Linked DNA regions of Homo sapiens: region 2 is linked to region 1. The links are chromatin loops, found by intact Hi-C in ENCODE. Cell type or tissue: chondrocyte. All regions are shown on one strand.

Region 1 (2,500 bases):
ATCCACTGGTTGAAGTCAGCTGGGCTCCTGAGTCTGGTGGGGACGTGGAGAGTCTTTATGTCTAGCTCAGGGATTGTAAACACACCAATCAGCACCCCATGTCTAGCTCAGGGTTTGTGAGTGCACCAATCGACACTCTGTATCTAGCTGCTCTGGTGGGCCCTTGGAGAACCTTTATGTCTAGCTCAGGGATTGTAAATACACCAATCGGCACTCTGTATCTAGCTCAAGGTTTGTAAACACACCAATCAGCACCCTGTGTTTAGCTCAAGGTTTGTGAGTGCACCAATTGACACTCTGTATCTAGCTGCTCTGGTGGGGCCTTGGAGAACCTTCGTGTGGATACTCTGTATCTAACTAATCTGATGGGGAGGTGGAGAACCTTTGTATCTAGCTCAGGGATTGTAAATGCACCAATCAGCACCCTGTCAAAACAGACCACTGGGCTCTACCAATCAGCAGGATGTGGGTGGGGCCAGATAAGAGAATAAAAGCAGGCTGCCCGAGCCAACAGTGGCAACCCACTCGGGTCCTCTTCCACACTGTGGAAGCTTTGTTCTTTCACTCTTTGCAATAAATCTTGCTACTGCTCACTCTTTGGGTCCACACTGCCTTTATGAGCTGTAACACTCACCACAAAGGTCTGCAGCTTCACTCCTGAAGCCAGCGAGACCACGAGCCCAGAGCCCACCGGGAAGAACGAACAACTCCAGATGCGCCGCCTTAAGAGCTGTAACACTCACTACCAAGGTCTGCAGCTTCACTCCTGAGCCAGCGAGACCACAAACCCACCAGAAGGAAGAAACTCCGAACATCAGAAGGAACAAACTCCAGACGCGCCACCTTAAGAGCTGTAACACTCACCGCGAGGGTCCGCAGCTTCATTCTTGAAGTCAGTGAGATCAAGAACCCACCAATTCCGGACACAATAATATTTTGTTCTTACCAGTAGTCTAGCAAAATAAGCTATTCTTTTAATAAACCCTGGAGATTATATTTTGATGTTGAGTGAGTGTTTTAAGATAATTAGATTCACTTTTATCTGTGTTTATTCAGATTTCATTATTTAAATGTATGCATGATAGTATAAAGTCTTTCAGTTACAAAAAGAATAACCAATATGTTATGTAACTTCTTCCTAATTGATAATTAATATTTTCACCTACAGTTTTTTATTCTGCCTGTAAAAATCTGCAATAAAATGAGGTTTAAATCTGAATTTGTGCTCCCTTCACAGGGTTCCTGTTAGCTAGTGTGAGCAGGTACTACCCCCATTATGTCGCTAAGGGGAGCTGTTGGTCCTTCATTACTCAGTAAACCAGTGCTGGCCTCTGCCTGGTCTGTGAAGCTACTTTCTGATTAGGAGTGGTTCATTATCATTTCATACTTGGCACAATTATGAAAGAACTCTGTAAGCGCTTATTCAGAGAGACAGCAAAGCAGCTAGGAAAAAAAAGCTGATAAACTCAATCAGATACCTTGAAAACTTCTGAAGAATATTCAGCTGGCTTACAGCTCATCATCAAATCCTAACAACTTCTCTAACAGAGAAAGTAAAATTATGAAAATTCCATACAAGGAACACATTTCATTAAAGTTGAAAGGGAGAGTAGGTTAAGAGTTACATGATGAATGGCCCCAAAACTGCTTATTAAAGAATAAACGGCCATGAAAATGTTGTCAATCAACAAGGCCTACTTTTTACTTTTTTCTCTTTTTCAATCCAATTCAAAAAATCCTGGTTATACCCAGCCCTCACCAGCCAGGGGGTGTAAGGAAGGTTATATGAATACTGACAGATGAATTTTTGTTGGCTAGATAAACCCGTTTTGTAACTGCAGAATCTCAGCAGCATTTGGATGTCTTCCCCCAATTCTAGAATCTTCTTGGAGCACATCTGCTCTCGGGGTCCCCGTGTTTGCTCCTGCACGCTCCATTTTTTATCAACCTCCTTTTTCCTCAACTCAGTTTCCAGGCCTATCTGTGGGTATCCTCAGTCTCACTTGAAGGTAAGGAGGATGATTTGTCGAAAACGTTTAACTAATGGATTTCTCACTTCTTTCCGCTGGAAGTCACGTCCCATAGCAGTCACTAGACCATTTTGGAAGTGGGGAAGGTAGATCAGAACGAGAAATGTGGGCCGGGCGCGGTGGCTCACGCCTGTAATTCCAGCACTTTGGGATGCTGAGGCAGGCGGATCACCTGAGGTTGGGAATTCAAGACCAGCCTGACCAACATGGAGAAACCCAGTCTCTACTAAAAATACAAAATTAGCTGGGTGTGGTGGCACATACCTGTAATCCCAGCTATTGGGGAGGCTGAGGCAGGAGAATCGCTTGAACCCAGGAGGTGGAGATTGCGGTGAGCCGAGATCACGCCATTGCACTCCAGCCTGGGCAACAAGAGCAAAACTCTGTCTCAAAAAAAAAAAAAAAAAGAAAGAAAAAGAAAGAAAGAGAAATGTGGCCGGGCATGGTGGTTCACACCTGTAATCCCAGCA
Region 2 (2,500 bases), 1.3 Mb after region 1:
AAGAATGCAGCATGTAAAGCAATTGCTCCTTTTCCTCCATTGACACAACCAATCACATTGTGTGGGAATTTCTGGGAAAATCTCTCTTCACTAGTGAAAATATTCTAACTACCACTGGGTCTTGCTTTCACTTCTTCCTCTTTGTCTTGAGTCAGCAGTGACTGGGATGTCTTTAGGGGAAGAGAAGAGGATAGAAAAGCATCACAGTGAAGAATGGAAATCCCTGGTAAGTCATTTTGTGGTTGTATCCTTCTTGCATTCCACATTCAGTCCTTGGGAGAACCCCAAAGAGATTGTGATTCCACCCAAAAGCACTAGAAGATGGTCCTTTGCAGTCGCTCACACCCCTGTGAGCTGTAAACTCAGCAAGATGCCAAGGACCCGCTCGAATGTGGCCTGAAGGACATTGGGAGTGAAGAGGAGCACAGGTATCTTCTGCACTCTTGTCGGGCAGAGGATTCCCAGCCCTGCAGGGGCTGACAAAGCTCTCTCCTCTCCTCTCTGCCTCCTGAGAAGCTCTAGTTCTCTACTCCGGCCCACAATTGTGCAGCGTAAGAAATCAGGTGCAGAGCTTCCTCCACCCCAACGTCCTGTCCCACAAGAGCAGAACCTTTTTGAAAGCTGGCTGAGGGGAATCTGGGGCTGAGGTGCTTCATCATCAACAATGAGCGTCCTCCGGGATGGGGCTGACTGCAGTGTGGAATAAGGAGGCCTCTGTGTTGTGAGGCAATCGTTTTGCAAAACAGCTGAGTGAACCACGATTGACTGTAGCCTCAAGCGCCTCTGCTCCAGCCCTGCTCTGTGCTTCAGGGGTGGGTGGAGGAGGCAGGGCAGTCAGTGTCTTTCCCAGGTGAGTCTACCGAGTGGGGAAGGAGGCTCACTGATGTGAGTACGGAGCAGGAGGCACATGGAGAGTCGCCGGCAGTTGAACCAGATCTTTGAGGGAATGAAAGAGACCAGCATGGCCCCTGCCAATTACGCATGGCACCTGCGGTCAGGTCGCTTTCAGTTCCCTCATGCGTCAGGGATTCTCAACCCTGGCTACACATTAGAATAGTCTGGGATTTTTTTTTTTTTCTCTAGACCCATCTCTAGAGAATCTGATAAAAATGATCTGAGCTGAGATCCTGGCTTCAGTAGCTCCTAATGTGCACATATTTGTTTGTTACTTTGTTTGGGGGTGGAAAACAACTATTCTTTCATTCTGTGTTCTGGATTAAGGCTCTTGCCTTCTTCAGACCTTGGACAGCTCACAGAGGGTTACACCCTCGGCCTTAGTGCCAGGAAAAACTCACAAGAGTCCTACTGCGCCCTCTTGTGTCAGCCATGATACCGTACAGTTCCTAAGGAAAACGTTTTATTACACAAGTTACCGCCAGAGAAGAAAAACATACAAAAAAGAAAAAAATATACAAGTAACCTGTAATCCTCACTGTTAGACAACATATGTATATCTTTGCAGAATTTTTGATAAATTTTGTTCTTTCCAAAAATAGAAGGTTGTGTACGCTGTCTTGTTAACATTTTACTTAATAACCATGAATATGTTTTCGTGTAAATGAATTTAAATTCTGTATTATTTTAATTGCTTGTGCAACTGAATAGTATTTCACATGCAATGGTAGCAAAAATATTTAACATTTATTGGGCACTTACTACATGCCAGGAACTGTAGTTAGTACTTGGCATAGATAATCTCATTGTATATGCACAGCATCCATATGAAGTAGGTATTAAAATTATTCCCATTTTATAGATAAGGACATCGATGTTAATTTCCCTAAGTGGCATAACCAGAATGCAACATAAGCATTTTACTCTATATTACCAGGTACATTCAATCTATCCCTTACTGTCGTCGTATTGTTGCTTCCTTTGGAAATTGTCTTCTTTTCTTTCTCTCTCTCTCTCTCTCTCTCTCTCACACACACACACACACACACACACACACACACACGCCATAGGACTGTTTCCTTATTCCTTATGCTAGACTCTTGGATGGATTCATGGATTAAAGGTATGAATTTTAATGGTTTTACATCTCTTACCAAAATTTCTTCTAAAAATGACACATTATACTCTCAGCAGAAGGCTAATGGAATGTATGTTGTGTATTCTTGTGTTTTAAAAAGTATCAGCTTTAATTTCTAACATAGTATGGGATATACTAGTATATACTAAATTGGAATACACTATTTTACATACACGTAAACAAATGCGTTTTAGGGTCTAAGTAATTTTTAAGAGTGTAAAAGATTTCTGATGCCAAAAGCTTAGAGCACTGCTGCCCTAGGAAGAGAAGCCAGAGTCCATTTGTATGCCCGCCACCTGCGCATCAACACCCTCTTCTCCTACTCCTCTCTTTTTGGTCCATAGACTCACCTTGGCTGTAGGAGCCACTCTTTCCTGTCAAAAAGGCCTTTTTAATTATTTGCATTTTTATGTCCATCCCTCACTTGTGTCAATAGGTGTAGCAACCATGCAGCCCTACATTTTCAGA

The links. A loop is a pair of places that touch in the nucleus more often than their neighbours do. Peaks named below come from ENCODE experiments on the same cell type or tissue, not always from the same donor. Only the 100,000 strongest peaks of a DNase experiment are listed, where the experiment ranks them.
Region 2: it touches region 1 in a loop (6-fold over the local background); 5 of 110 quality-filtered maps call a loop at or near these places.

Annotation. Positions count from the first base shown.
Region 1 is chr18:7,176,114-7,178,613 of GRCh38, reverse strand. No RefSeq gene overlaps it. Among named protein-coding and RNA genes, the nearest start is that of LRRC30, 54 kb to the left of the region's middle. In chondrocyte, CTCF peaks have their summits at 1,075 and 1,281; no DNase peak of the experiment used is centred here.
Region 2 is chr18:5,867,201-5,869,700 of GRCh38, reverse strand. All of the region lies in intron 4 of MIR3976HG (MIR3976 host gene), which reads right to left. Among named protein-coding and RNA genes, the nearest start is that of TMEM200C, 27 kb to the left of the region's middle. RefSeq lists a silencer at 1,207-1,256. In chondrocyte, a CTCF peak has its summit at 1,323 (motif pointing left); no DNase peak of the experiment used is centred here.